Regions from separate parts of the Mus musculus genome. Here region 1 is linked to region 2. Evidence: chromatin loops called from intact Hi-C (ENCODE). Cell type or tissue: heart. All regions are shown on one strand. Links, peaks and the distances in the headings refer to the core of each region. The heading gives the core; the rest is flanking DNA.

What was found. A loop is a pair of places that touch in the nucleus more often than their neighbours do. Peaks named below come from ENCODE experiments on the same cell type or tissue, not always from the same donor. Only the 100,000 strongest peaks of a DNase experiment are listed, where the experiment ranks them.
Region 1: it touches region 2 in a loop (2.7-fold over the local background); 1 of 42 quality-filtered maps calls a loop at or near these places.

Annotation. Positions count from the first base shown.
Region 1 is chr16:35,936,808-35,944,447 of GRCm38, forward strand. It overlaps Dtx3l (deltex 3-like, E3 ubiquitin ligase), which reads right to left and starts at 2,220. Exons shown (of 5, transcript NM_001013371.2): 1 at 1,887-2,220. The coding sequence starts at 2,070. Parp9 (poly (ADP-ribose) polymerase family, member 9) reads left to right here and starts at 1,663. Exons shown (of 11, transcript NM_030253.3): 1 at 1,663-2,253; 2 at 4,226-4,328; 3 at 6,562-6,595. The coding sequence starts at 4,314. In heart, for the core only: a CTCF peak has its summit at 3,164 (motif pointing left); DNase peaks (open chromatin) are centred at 1,734, 2,034 and 3,064; H3K4me3 peaks cover 1,578 bases; H3K27ac peaks cover 1,150 bases.
Region 2 is chr16:36,067,919-36,075,558 of GRCm38, forward strand. It overlaps Fam162a (family with sequence similarity 162, member A), which reads right to left and starts at 3,643. Exons shown (of 5, transcript NM_027342.2): 1 at 3,552-3,643. The coding sequence starts at 3,585. It overlaps Ccdc58 (coiled-coil domain containing 58), which reads left to right and starts at 3,742. Exons shown (of 5, transcript NM_198645.2): 1 at 3,742-4,219. The coding sequence starts at 4,169. In heart, for the core only: a CTCF peak has its summit at 3,601; DNase peaks (open chromatin) are centred at 3,713 and 4,133; H3K4me3 peaks cover 2,500 bases; H3K27ac peaks cover 2,500 bases.

The sequences.
Region 1 (7,640 bases), core at 1,655-4,154, 130 kb before region 2:
TTGTTCATTTTTTTGTTTTGTTTTATTTTTTGTTTTTGAGACCTTAGGTAGTCCTGGCTGTCCTGAAACTCCTGGTGTAGACCAGGGTGGCCTTGAACTCACAGAGATCTGCCTGCCCCTGCCTCCAGAGTGCTACAATTAAAGGCATGTGCCACTACTATAAATGCATTGGTTCGCCTTCCATAGACTTTATTTGAATAAACCATAGGGTATGGGACTGTTGTGTAAATTTTCTCAAGACTGAAACATTCCACCCTGCAAAGAAGTTCCTTAAGCAAGAAGGTAAACAACTCAAAATAGCTTCAGGAAATCCCAGAAACTGACCAGACTCATAGGCCCCTCCCTGAATGAATAAACAATAGAGACTGTTGGGAAGAGTCCTCCTGAGACTCCCAGAACAGAGCTGCTGTGAGGACTCATTAAAGGTCTGCATAGGAGACTCTTAGACAAAACAAGCTGTGAAGAAAACTTAAACCACCAGAGAAGCTGCCTGCAGGAAGTGAACTCTAAGCTCCACTTAGGAGGAAGTTTAGACCAACTGAGCCACCTGGAAAGAACACTCCCTAACCTATTGAGCTGCCTGTAGGTGTGCAGTGAGCTCCAGGTTCCCAGCTTTGTGAGCTGTCACCCATGCTAGGTGGGCTTTGGTGATGCAGTTGCCTTTGAGTCGTTTCCCATATTCCTGTAAGTAAATCCAATAACCAATACCAATGCAATAAGTAATGCATTGGTTCACCAAGTTGGCCCTTGGTGGTATCTGTTGTAGGCTCCTGGTCAAATGCATACAGAGGACCTGAACAGTTATTTCTGGCATTCTGGAATAGCAGGCTGGTGATAGGAGAAGCTAATCAGAACTCTAAAGAAGGGAGCTTAAGTTTTAGCATAGGAATATAATTTGGTTATTAGAAATCACATTTCTAGTCTGGGCATGCTGGTACACACTCACAATCTAGCACTTAAATGGTAGTGGTAGGGGTAGGGGTATTATGAGTTCAAGGCCAACCAATGGCACATGGCAAGATCCTGTCTCAAAGGGGTGGTGGTGGGGAAACCTATGTTTTGTAATGGTTTTGAATCTCTCATTTCAATGACATTGAATAATGGTTATTGTATAGTTAAATGGTGAAACCCCCGGCCCCCCAAAAGAAACAAGATCAAAAAGTTTAGAATGTATATTCATTTGCTGACTCTCAGAAAAGAATGCATGAAAATGCCCCCATTGAGGACATTAGTGTGGCACCACCTGCCTTTAATCCCAGTAGAGGAAGGAGGATCTCTGCGAGTTTGAGGTCAGCCTATGGAGCTAGTTCCAGGACAGACAAGGATACAAGGAATAACCCTGTCTCTAAAATCAACCAAACACACACACACACACACACACACACACACACACACACACACACACACCAAAAACCAAAACCAAAACCAAACCAAACCCCACCAAACTATCTTCAGATAATTTTTCTTTGACTTTCCTCTTTAAAGTCATATATTACTTTTGTAGTCCTTAAAAATAAGTCAACGGAATCTTTATTTACAACATTAAAATGGCTTGGAGTCGAGATCGGTGGTGGAGCACTTGCCTAGCGTGCACAAGGTTCTGGATTTCCTCCTCAATCCCAACCCCCACACTTTGTTTCTTCTCTCAACTGGGTCTGCTGGGAAATTCTCAGATGGAGTCGAACCGCGACCTCATCAGCGGCTGGACTCATACGAGGCTCTCTCCGCCACTGTGGGATGGAGGGAGTCTGTGGACCGCACTCTCCCACAGACAGAGAGCCACACTCGCGTGGGCTCTCGTCGGAAGCATGCAGGGATCGGTTTGGAAACCTGCTGGTTCTACCCTTGCACCCGAGCCTTGCCCTGTTTCCCCTGCCCCGGCTCACCTGCTTTTTTTAGGAACTTCACCTCGTAGGTGTCCGGGGCGCTGGGGCCCACGGGCTGGACAGAGCACTCCCCACCTCCCGAGGCCCGGCTCTGGAAGTATATCTCGAGCTTCCTGTGCGCCTTGGGGATGGACTCCCGCAGCCGTACGAGTAGCGGGGACGGCGGGTCGGGACTGGAAGCCATGGCTATCCGCGTCTGGCTCGTTTGGGGCTCAGGGGCGCTGCACAGACAGGGAAGAGCAAAGGCGAGCCCTGCCCTAAAGACCCGAGAGGCAAAGTTTCAGTTTCGATTCCCCAGAAGGTCCCTCCTTGTTCTCCGCAGAGCCGCCGCCTGTCTTGCTCTGCCATCTCTCAGAGCCATCACCCGGTGAGTAGTTCGCACGCTCGGCGGTGGGCGCTCAGAGGAAGTTTCCCTACGGTGGCAGGTCGCCCTTCTATTCTTGCAGGATCGGAAGTTTGGCGGGAACCCGGATCCCAGGTTCAGGCCTCTCAAGGGTGGAGCGGAATAGAGGGGTAAAGAGTTTCACCTGTTTGTACTTTTTGAAATGATTGTTGTAACTAGTATTTACTGAGATGCGGTTCTGATTTCAAGTGGAGAGAGTTTACCTGCTTGGTGACCTGTACTTTTCCTGTTAGCTGGGCACCTTAGGGATTTTCTGCTCGAGGGCCTTAAGTTAGCGAATAGCACAGATCGGCTTGCTTCCCTGAGTCCCTAGAGAGGGAGGTAACGAGGAACTGAGCACAGAAGCAGTCAGTACCTGTGAACAAAGCAAAAGCCAAAGAGCAGGTTTCAAGAGGTATCTTAAGGGGTTGGGGGAGGGGAGGAAAGTATTCTAGGCTGGGACAGCAGTAGCCTAAAGTCCAGAGGGCTGGGTTCCAGGCCAGGGAGAGGAAGAGGAAGGGTCTGTAAGATCTATAGCGTCAACAGAAATAAAGTGGGGATTATGTGTGTTAATTCTAAAGGTTAACACCATAGTTTAGCTCATAGGTGATGGTTAATCTTGGTTGTCATTTTGACTGCGTCTGGAATCAGCTAAAACCCCAGCTAGCTGGGTAGTGCTTGTGAGCGATTTTCTTGATTGGGTCTTTTGAGACTGGAAGACCCGCCCTAAATCTGGGTCACGCGTCCTGGTAGCAGCCTATATAAAAGGACAAGGAAAAAGGAAGTTTTGCTTTTGGCCTGCTTGCCTCAAGACAGACAAGTGCACCCCAAAGCAACCTCTCAGCTGCAGCCTCCAAGGAACCTTAGAGGTCTTTCTTGTGTGAAAGCAATACTGCCCTCTGCAGGCTCCCCGGATCCTGTCCGGCCAGTTTGGGGTTAGTATTCGAGTGACTCCTGGATGGGCATGGCCAGCTGTGCTCTCGTGTTGTACAGTGTTTTTCTACTGCAAAGACATTACAGATCATCCCAGAGACTATTGTAAGTGTTAGTCATGAGTCTAACATTTCATAATTTTAGTTTTTAGGCTACTAGGTTAAAATCATGAGAAAGTGCGATTTCCCAGAGCTTCAGATTTTTATCCAGACATCCTTAGGTCAGAGTTGTTTATCACAGATTCAGAACACAGCCCGTGCAGGTTCAAGCAGTTTCCTCAGTCTTCACACGCCCGGTGGGACGCACCACTGTTGAGAAGGCTGCTCCTTAGGTGGTTTGCCTGGTCTCAGCACTTTGTTACCATTTTCTAAGTGTACCAACACCTTCAAGACCTCACTTCTGTAAAGCGTTTCCTATTCCAGCCCCTCCAGCCCCCCCCCCCCCCACTCCAACTAAAATTCCCTGAAGGTAAACAGTATTAATGCTATAATCACATGGTCATCCTCACCATTGACATGAAAAACTCTAAACAGCAGAATTTTCTTTCAGGTCTCCTATGGTTTATTTCTTCTTCTTCTTCTTCTTCTTCTTCTTCTTCTTCTTCTTCTTCTTCTTCTTCTTCTCCTTCTCCTTCTCCTTCTCCTCCTCCTCCTCCTCCTCCTCCTCCTCCTCCTCCTCCTCCTCCTTCTTCTTTTTTTCCCAAACAGGGTCTTTTTTTTTCTGTGTAGTCCTGGCTGTCATAGAACTTGTAGACCAGGCTGGCCTCAAACTCAGCTGTCTCTGTCTCCCAGCAATGGGATCAAAAGCGTCAGCCTCCTATGTTGTATTCCTAGAAGATCCCCCTTGGCTTTAGTCATTGGTGGCACAAGCCTTTAAAACTAGTATCCAGGTGTCTTCATCTCCATAGCACGTTCCAGACCAGGCAAGAGTAACTTGATGTGACCTTATCTCAAAAACAGTAACCAAAACCCAAGTTGCCTCCGCTTTGGCCAGCTCTTATTGCGTTCTTTCTATCTGTTCCCAGAAACAGGCCACCATCTCCTCGATCTACAGACTACACTTGGAAACACAAACAAATATAAATATCTGAAGACCCACGTGGGACCTGAAGAATGGCCTATTACATGGTAAACCCAGAAATATAAATACTTTTCATCATGAAAAATCCAATTATTACATGAAGGGTTCTCCCCACAACATTAAGAAAGCTGGGGCCTTCAGTTACACCTAGCACCCTCATATGATTTTATACTCTCAGTAGTTACTGCCCTGGTAGAGGTCCTAAGTTTGTTTCCTAGCACTCATGTGGTGGCTCACAATCTTGCCTATAACCTCAGTTCCAGGGGATCTAATTTCCTCTTCTAGTCTTTGTTGACTCTTCTATGCATGTGGTATACACAACTCACGTAGGCTCATACACACACACACACACACACACACACAAACACACACACACAAAGTTTTCTTCTGGGGCCTGAGAGATGACTTAGTGGTTAAGAGCATTAGCTGCTCTTCCAGAGAACCCAGGTTCAATTCCCAGTCCTCACATGAAGATTCTGCTTCCGGGGATCCAGCGCCCTCTTGTGGCCTCCACAGCAAGCATGTGATACGCAAACATGCATGCAGGCAAAACACCCACACGTATAAACTTAAATTACAATTTTAAAAGTTTTTTTCCGAGTTAGAAATGGAAAACTCGAGTATAGTAATATAGTTGAGTATGGGGGCATCCAGTACTCAAGAAGTTAAGGCAGAAAAATCACAACAGGTTCCAGGCTAGCCTGAGTTATGGAGTAAAACCCTATCTCAAATTTCAAAACATAAAAAATTAATAAATAGGGCTGGAGAGATGGCTCAGTGGTTAAGTGCACCGACTGCTCATCCAGAGGTCGTGAGTTCAAATCCCAGCAACTACATGGTGGCTCACAACCATCTGTAATGGGATCTGATGCCCTCTTCTGGTGTGTCTGAAGACAATTACAGTGTACTCATATAAATAAAATAAATCTTAAAAATTAATAAATAATATACTGATATAATTAGCAGAATGAACAAGGTGATGGAAGGCCTTTTTAAAAAAAATATCATCTCCAGGACTAGGACTGTGCACAGATGATAAAGGGCTTACCTACCATGCATACAGCCCTGGGTTCAATTTCCAGTAATGCATAAATTCGGCTTGGTAGTATGTAGTAAGTTTGAGGCTAGCCTAGGCTACGTAAGACCCAGTCTCATGCCACCATATGGTGTGGATTTTCTTTAGTCTTTCAGCAGCTGTCTCTCAGGACAGGGTCAGGAAGTGGGCATGGGGAAAGGCTCCTTTAAGTCGATCTGAAAACTCCCACTTTCTGTTTGTCATGAAATAGGCAACTGGCAGTGAGTGGGTCCTTACAGATGTGGGAGATGCATCTGGAGAGGCTCACAGCCTCATGTGTTCTATTCTGGCCAGAGAAATTCCACACGACTTGAACCCATCTGAGAGCGTTGGTCTGAGACTCACTACGGTTGAGGCCTTTGAGCCTTTTCAGGTGTTAGCCTCCAGCCCTTTCTCTTATTCTGACTTAGAAGTGCATCAGCTAAGCATGGCAGCAGACATAACCTCAGCACTAGGGAGACTGGGGAAAGAGGACTGCTAGGAGTTCAAGGCCAGCCTGGGCTCTAGAGTGACTTCAAAGCCAGCCTGGGCTCTATAGTGAGTTCAAGGCCAGTCTTGGCTCTATAGTGAGTTCAAAGCCAGCTTGGCCTCCATAGTGAGTTCAAAGCCAGCCTGGCCTCCATAGTGAGTTCAAGGCCAGCCCTGGGCTCTATAGTGAGTTCAAAGCCAGCCTGGGCTCTATAGTGAGTTCAAAGCCAGCCTGGGCTCTATAGTGCGTTTGAGGCTAGCCTGGTCTACAGTGTGAAACAAACGAAGTGTATTGACCTCTTTAAGAGGCACAGATAGGCTCAGTATTTGCTGCAGCTTTTAGCGTTTTCAGTGTTTTGGGTACACAGATTAAAAAAACGATAGGACAAGCCTGGCAGCGGTGGTGGCACACGCCTTTAATCCCAGCACTCAGGAGGCAGAGGCAGGCAGATGGCTGAGTTCGAGGACAGCCTGGTCTATCGAGTGAGTTTCAGGGCTACACAGGGAATCCTGTCTTGGGGAAAACAAAAACCAAACAACAATGGAAAAAAAAAACACGACGAAAATATCAACAAACCGAATAATGAATCTAAACAACAAACTAAAAAATTTCCTTCCCCAAACCCTAAACCTGAGAACCTATGCTATTCCTGCTTAGCGGGCGGCGTGTGTGCAATTGGTCATCTCTGCTTTTTGCAGCTTCAGGCTTTTAAAGCAGCTGTTTCATTTCTTCACAGGATACATGGGCGGCAGCTCCCGCCGAAAGACCAGGTATGATCGCCTCTCTCTCCCTCTCATTTAAGAAAGCCTTTGCTGAGCTCTTTCCTCAGCGCAGAAGAGGGCACTCAGAAGGAGACTATCCCCCCCTCAGGGGTTCAGGTGTGTGACTGCAGACGCTGTGGAGATGTGGGCATGTGCTTTGGAAGGGGAATTGCTTCCGAGGCTTGTGGCAGCTGAAGACATGTTCTCTTGGGCCCCCCCCCCACTATCCTTTCCCTTGTTGGCAGAGACTCTTTTCTCTATTTGTTTGAGAATGGTCTAGCTTTGTGGAGGTGGCTGGCCTGGAACTCAGATCGGCCTGCTTCTGCCTCTGAGCACTAAGACTAAAGGTGCATATCAGCATGCCAGCCCTGTGACACACTTCTGACCCATTCCACGACAGCCAAAATGAGCAGAAAGACTGACCAAGAGCTGAGAGAGTAAACCTGCCTAGTTTCTAGGGGTGAGCCATTTGCCATCAGTGTGAAGGCCAATTGAGACCGACTGCTAAGTTGTGGCTTCTTTTGAGTAAGAGAGGTCGTCAGAAGTCTTTCTTGGCAGCTCAGGTTAGAAACAGAGTAAACTACTACACTTAATCTGCTGTCCTACTTTTTTTTTTTAATTGTATGAGTACACTGTTGCTGTCTTCAGACACATCAGAAGAGGGCACTGGATCCTATTACAGGTGGTTGTGAGCTACCATGTGGTTGCTGGGAATTGAACTCAGGACCTCTGGAAGAACAGTCAGTGCTCTTAAACACTGAGCCATCTCTCCAGCCCGTTGTCCTACATTTTAACGTCTCTGAAATAAGGCTCCAGTTTTCTGACATTCATCTTCCTTTCTTAGAGGCAAAGGCTATATTGGTATCTCATCAAAGAATAAAGAGAAAGAGCCAGGCGGTAGTGGCACACGCCTTTAATCCCAGCACTTGGGAGGCAGAGGCAGGCGGATTTCTGAGTTCAAGGCCAGCCTGGTCTACAAAGTGAGTTCCAAGACAGCCAGGGCTACACAGAGAAACCCTGTCTCGAAAAAAAACAAAAAACCAACCAACCAAAC
Region 2 (7,640 bases), core at 2,422-4,921:
TCCTTAACCTTTCCCTTCCTCTAAATTCTAAAGTCAGTAGTGTACTGCCCCCTGGGAGGAAGAAAGGGGCAGGGAGTCCCTGACCTATAGTGCTTTCAAGTGACCACAGCAGATTTCAAGCTGCCGAGATGACATTACCATTTTTGAAGTTGGGGTAAGTGCACAATGCCAGCAGGACCCAGCTCAGCAGCACTCAGTATGCTCTGTAACCTAGAGCCTAATACATGCTGTATGCTCTCTAGCTGTATTATATGGGTTGGTTTATACACTGCAATAAAAAGCCCTAGGAAGTTGGCAGTGTATGGGGCACACGGTGTACGCTCAAATAGAAACTCACTGGCATTACCTGGAGCAATATGATAAGCAAAGTCAAAATTGTAGTAGTTATAATGGATGTGATCTCATTTAGGGTTCGTTAGCAAGAACAGATAAAAGAACAATGAAGGAGCAAACTGGAGCAGAACTAAAATCAGAGTGGGAGGCAGATATTGGTTATGTCCCAGCTTTGAACCTACGTGACCCTTAGCAAGCAAGTTCCCTTCCTATGCCGTATGTTTCCTCCTGCAGCCAGGGTGGCGGTGCACACTGACATCCCAGTGCTCAGAGGCTGAGGGTTCCAGGACAGCTGGGTAAGTAATGAGGCACTGGCAAGAAGCCAAAAGCAGTACTAAGTTCCTTCATCTGCATACATTAAGGGACTAGATGACTTCTCAAATACTGCTTGGCTTCAGTGCTCTGGGATATGGGTTAGACAGGGGAAGCCCATGGTTTCTGCACTGGTGACAGCCATGAAAAGGTCACTGTAAAAGCTGACAAGTCAATGGAGCACAGGGCAACAGAACTTCTTCAAGGTACGAAGAATACTATGTAAGTCTATTCATTCTTCTGACTCAATCACCCTACTGAAAGCTACAATGTCTTGGAGCCGAGGAGATGGATCAGTGGATAAGTCTGACTCCTCTACCCTTACGTAAGGAGCCAGGTGTGGCTCCTTAGTGCTGTAAGGAACAGCGCGGTGAGGGGTGGAGACCTGAGGATCTCTGGGTTTGCTGGCTGCCAGCCTAGTTCCAGGCTCAGTGAGGGAATAAAGTAGGGTGATGGAGCAGGAAACCCATGTCCTTCTTGGGCCTTCACCCGGGCACAAAATGTGTACACAGACTCCACATACAACACACATCTAAATAAAGATACAATATCTTAAAAGTTGTATCTATTTTATTCAGCTTTCAGGAGAAAAGAGATGTGAAAACTTACCTTATATTTGCTTAATCCAAGATATTTCCTAGAGTCCTTCCATCGAAACAATATGTACTAACAGATACTTGTAAGAGCTGAGAACTTAGTAACTCTATGGCAAAGCTAATCTTGATGCTAATGGAAGTCATGGCAGGGTGGGTGAGAAGCTAGTTAGCCTCGGAGTCTTAACAGTTGTGCTTCTTAAGAGAACCGGCACTGCTGGGATATGGACGTTAAGCCTCGGTCCCTCTTCCTAGTACATGATCATAAACGTCAGAACATGATTTCAGAAGCTCACAAGACCTCTCACCTGTAGCAATTCTGTAACAACTTTGACCTGCATCTATCTACAACTACATTCATGCAACAAGCAACTAAAGCCCATAAACCCTCTAGGCTGTTTGCGAAGGGAGTCCACCCAGGAGTTCCAAAGGAAGCGGTTACGCACAGCTCCACTGCTTAAATTGAGGACCTTATTCTGAATAGTATTCTGAATAAGAAAACAATGCCTAGATTACATTTCTAATTGAGCTGCCACACACTTGGTCAATGTTATTTATCAAATCGCAGTTGGTTCTTGAAAGTCCATTTGTGTATGAAAGTGTATGTCCACCTCACAAACACATCTGCATTTCACCTTAAGGAGCCCCAGCTGCACCGGGGAGGGTATCTGTGAGACCAGCCTGGTCCACATAGTGAGGTCCATGGCAGCCGGAGCTACATAGTGAATGTCCCAAAAGAAAACAAAAAAGCTCCATCTGGCTATAAGATGGTTAACTTACACATGCGCATATTCCAGCAGCAGCATCAACAGCAGCAAGGAACTCGGATAACACAAACTCACTGCCCTCCTTTGGTGCTGACTTTTATCACCAGGTGGTGCTACACAAGTTATTTAGCCCTGTGATTTATGTTTATTTATAAAGACAGGAGGGAATAAGATTCAAGGGGGGCGCTGTAGAAATCAGATAATGTAAATCAGAAAGCGCTTTTATTAATAAAATAGGTAAAAGTAAAAGAAATCACTGGAAGGTGCTCACAACACACCAGACACTCACAGATCACCTGGCAGTCGTTGCCCATAACATCCTTGGTGTGCTATTAAAACATTCCCCATCGGAAGTAAAATTGTTGTTAAATTGTGCAAGGAAGTCTGTCTTGGTTAGAGGCCCAGCAGAGAAGTTCCAAAACATCAGAAATCTTCCAAGACACTTTAGCTTTCCATGACGTGTGCTACAGTCTAGAAAAGTAACTACTGCCAGTGTTTAAGTGACTTTCACATAACTCACAGGTTGCTGATTCTTTTGCTTGCTCTTTTGAAAACTTTGTAATACTTAATAAACATGCACATCGAGATTTTAGATGATTAGATCTTAACTGATACAAATCAAAACCAGTAAAAGAATGAGTGCTTTTTCTCTTTCTCCGTTTTCTTTCTAGAGCAGAGTGGGTGTGAGTTTTTAAGGGTGTAAGCAATGCTGACCCATTGAAAGGTCTTTCAGTCGGTAAAATCTAACCTCTTCACCGGCTACTCTTTACGCAACTATTCTCCATGTACTATTTTTTTTTTTTTGCATTGCTTCAATTACATTTACAATATACATTACTCCAATAACAAAACGTGGAGCTATTCTTTCTCTAAAAATTTAACAACTCTGTAGTAATTTGATGCCATGGAACAAAGGATAGATCATGAAAGTTCATAAAGATGATCAAAAGGTAAGCTACCCTCTAAAGACCCTCAAGATACAAGCTGCAAACTCTCTGATTTCTCAACTTGATAATTCAAGGCTCTCTAGATTTCCCCGAGGCGGGATACGTTCACGTTACCAGACTCCAAAACACTCAACCGCTCCAATGTTTACTGAGAAAACAGGCTATAGACCTTACGTTATTAGCATAACACTTTCCCCTAAGAGAGTCCCGGCACTTACCGCACTATTGTTTAAAAGTATGTACTACCACCCACAACTTAAGGCAACAATTACTCGTATTCTGTGAGATCTTTGAGTCCCTCACCTAAAGAGGGAGGGACAAGTAGGAAGGCACAAGTAGAATAACGGATAGGAGAAAGTCAGGGTGGAAAGCATTACTTCCGTGGATAACTCTTAATAGGAGCTCACAGGAGGATGGGGACCAGGTGGAGGCATCAAGGCACTAACTTAAGATGGGAGCTGCGTGAATGAGCGCCAGATACCAGGGTCTCGGCCAGCCCCCCGCGTCTGCTAAGGCGCTGCGGTCCTCACACGGTTGCAGTAAGCAGGACACCCCCACCGGCGATGCCCCCTCCTGCCGCCCGCAGACCCGCGTCTCACCAGCCGCCAGGCGCAGGCCGCCGAGGCTCCACATGGCCACCCGCTCCGCCGACGCACAGCACCCCACGGCGGCCGCGGCGCTGGCGCTCAATGTCACCAAGGGCCCGCGTGGGGAGGGCGCTGGCGGGGTGGGCGGGGCGTGCCGGCGTGACGCAGCGGGCGTGCGGGACGTGCGCGACGAGCGGAGGATGCGGCCAAACGCCCTGCCTGCCCGGGCATGATGAAGGCGGAGGAGGGAGGGCGATGTCTGCCAACTGCGAAGCGCTGAGTAGTGTTTTAGGACTGTGCAAGCGAGTCACACACGCGGAGGGACTCGGGACCAGGGCCCTATGGCGTCCGGGCTTCGGGAATGCCCGAAGGAAGCCTGCTTTCCACTTAGCTATGTTTTTAAAAACATCTAGTCATTCTCACCGCTTGCCCACCCTCACCTCCCCAAACGCCGTTAGTTTCTCGACGCTTCTTCGAGGGGCTCATCCCTCATTAGCAACCCGATGCTCTAGGCTTAGCGAGAGGAAAGGCAACCGCCCGGGCTCACGGTATTTGCTGTCAGGCAGCACCGCGGACACCTCTGCTCCACGGTGATTGGTCGGCTGCGGGGGTCCTCGTGTTCGTTCAATATGGCGGCGCCCAGTGGCAGTGTGAACTGTGAAGAGTTCGCCGAGTTCCAGGTGATGAGGTTTTCCACACGTGGCAAGCTTGTCCAGCCTTTTGTCCCCACGTCCCAGTCGGTGCTTTGGTCCGGGAAGGGAGGATAGACAAACTGTAGGAAAAGCAAGTTGCTCAGAGCTTTTTATAGGGGAGCCTTTGGAGGTCATGGGGGCTGGGGGTGGCCTTGGAAAGCGGAGGTGCTCAGCGTAGGAGGTGCCGGAGGCTCACCGGGTCATTCTGGAGCGGTCAGGCCGAGCTCTGAAGCTGTGGGTAGGGATAGTTAATAGTTCAGTAGTTCTCCGAACTTCATTCCCAGCTTCTACCAAAACTCCCCTACTTCTAAGTTGAGATTTTGTGGGAGAGAAAAAGTGAAAGAGACCTTGTGTACTTGATAAAGTATTTGGCATAGTGCCTTTTTATGTGTGTGGTGCGATACAATGAATATTTGGAAGCTTGGGGGAGGGTTAAGTCAAATACTTGGTCTGTGCTATCGCCTTCTTGATCCCGAGAGAAGGTGTAACACTTAAGTCAAATATGTGTCTTTTTTGGTACTAAAAATTTCAAAGGTTGAATAGTTAACCAAGAATTCAAGAATAACGATCCGGATGTTGATCAATTCACAATGATGGTTCTGCTATTAAATTAGAGTTGAAGCTAAACAAAAAAACAAAAAAACAAAAAAACATGACCTTTAAAAGTGTATTTTAAGTAGAGATAGTAAAATTTGTTAAACATGTCATTTCCCTATCTGTAGTAACCGTAATACTTTGAGTAGCTTGTAGGTAGTGGTATTCTTGAAGATAACCTCACCAAATTGATTTATTTGGTAAATAATTAGGCCAAAAGTATTTTTTTAACATTTATTTTTATGGGCATCGGTGTTTTGTGGGCATGTATTTCTGTGCACCACATCTGTGCATTAGCTGCAGAGGCCAAAAGAGGGCATTGTATCTCTTAGGACTGAAGTTACAAACTTTTGCAAGTTGCCATATGGGTGCTAGGAATTGAACCTGAGTCCTCTGCAAGAACAGACAGATACTCTTATCCACTGAACCATCATCTCTCCAGCCCCTTGGCCAAAAGACCTAATGAATCTGTGAGTTTAAAAAAAAAAAAAATCAAAAGATTTGTTTACCCAGAACCAGTCTTAGCATATGTTTTAATTTTGTAAATAGGCATTAATTTTTGTTCCCACTCCTTCACAGATAGAACCAGAACATACATGAAGGTACTGTAACAATGTAAAACATTACTATGGCATTTACATTTAGATGAATTTGGTAAAATTATGAAAAACATGGTTGACTGGAATTCTCACAAATTACTAAACAAAATTAATATTCTCAAGAGTTGTTAGATCACTTTGTATGTAGGTATCCTAACCAAGAAAACCAAACAAACCAACCAACCAACCAAACAAACAAACAAAAAAAAGGGTTTTTAAAGTCACTTGAAACAAATGAGTGCTTTTAAATATGCTGCATGCAAATTGAATGAAGTTCCGGACTTGTTTACTATTTGGAGGGTTATATTTTGCATATGATGCAGGGCACAGGTATTTACAAATGCTCCTCCTAGTTTCATGGACATATTCTTAAGGCAGACTTATGTCAACATCAAAATTGATCCTTTTATTTTCAAAAGTTTTCTCATGGGCTTTCCTATGCAATCCCTGTCACTTTCTGTCAAGTTCCAACTATTAGTAATTCTTAATGTTGTTTTCACACAACTATGTATTTTAAGCTTAAAAGGTTTTTAAAGAGTTTTGAACTTTTTGCATTCCCCTTCATTGTAGCATTCCCAGAAAACATCCTATTTCCAAAGCTAAATAGAATTTTTTAAAAAGTTTAAAATTGGATGCTTCAAATCTCATTTTAACATATAATCAACAATTTACTGGGTACATTTTTTATTTTTTGGTTTTTTGAGACAGGCTTTCTCTGTGTAGCCCTGGCTGTCCTGGAATACTCTCACTCTGTAGACCAGGCTGGCCTTGAACTCAGAAATTCTCCTGCCTCTGCCTCCCAAGTGCTGGGACTAAAGGCATATGCCACCACGCCCAGCTATTGGGTACATTTTTAGCCTGTTCATGCAGCCGTAACTAAATACTACAGTCCTAAGTGACTTAAACAGCAGAAATGTGGTTTCTTAAAGTCCTGGAAGCCAGAATTCCAAGATTAGGGTTGTGTTGGGGTTGGCTTCTGGTGAGGTCTTTTCCTGGCATGCAGGCTGTTTTCTCACTGTGTGTTCACACCTTTCCTCTGCAGTTGGAGCAATGTCACTCATATCTCTTCCTCTTCCAATGAGGACCCCAGTTGTGGCAGATTAGGGTTCCTGCCCTGCTGACCTCCATTTGTGTATCTGTTTGTGTATGTATGTATTTGACAAGATCTCACTATGTTGTGGAGGCTGGCCCCGGTAACCCTGGTTCAAGAAGTCCTGCCACTGCCTCTCAAGTAGCTGAAACTGTATTTTGGGTGCCTGGTTGTGACCTCCATTTAACTTTCATTCCCAAAAGCCTTGCCTACAAGGACTTGGGACTTTCCCATGCACTTCAGGGTGAACAGTTTGGTCACTACCAGTATCCTCCAGCTCCCAGGCTCTGGGAGATACTATGGTGGACAGGGTATGAGATGCGGAGCTTTAAGTGAGGATTTAAACATGAAGACGAACGACTCTGGAGCTAGTGTGGGAGAGCTCAAAAAGAAAGAAAATGAGGTCATAATTGAGTTGAGCCTTAGATAATACCAGTTGAATTCTAGGCAGAGTTAATTGCACACAGGCAAAATGTTTCCTGTACAGTCATGCATTGCTTAATAATGGGGATATATTCTGAGAAATGTCTTACAAGTGATTTTATGTTGTGCAAATATGAACAGTAATTAAACCTTATCTAGGTTTAAGCCAATCCCTGTCATGGCCTCATGATGCAATTGGGATGCAGTAAACAGGAGATCTATGAAGCTGCTCTAAGTAGAAGGAAAATATGCTAAAGTAATGATGGAAGGAATAGCATGATAAATACATAAACCAGTAACCGTCATTTATTACCATTGTCAGGTACACTCTGTACATGGTGATATCTGATACACTTCTGACTGTAAGCACAGTGTATTTTTTTATTACCAGCATTACAAAAACTTGAAAATTTTGACTCTTAGGGAAACACAGTCAAGGGCTGGTCAAGAAAAACACGTGCTGGGCATGGTAGCTCACAACTTTAATCTCAGCACTTAGGAGTCAAGGGCATGTGGGACTTGTGATTTTTGCAGCTTTAGGGTAAGTCTCATTAGTCACTTTTGTGTCCTCTTTTGAATTTAGAATCTAAGCTCTAAGGACTTGGCATGGCATGTGGGTATCCCTAGGCCGGGCAGTGGTGGTACATGCCTTTAACTGGGAGGCAGAGGCAGCTGTATCTCTGTGAATTCGAGGGCAGTCTGC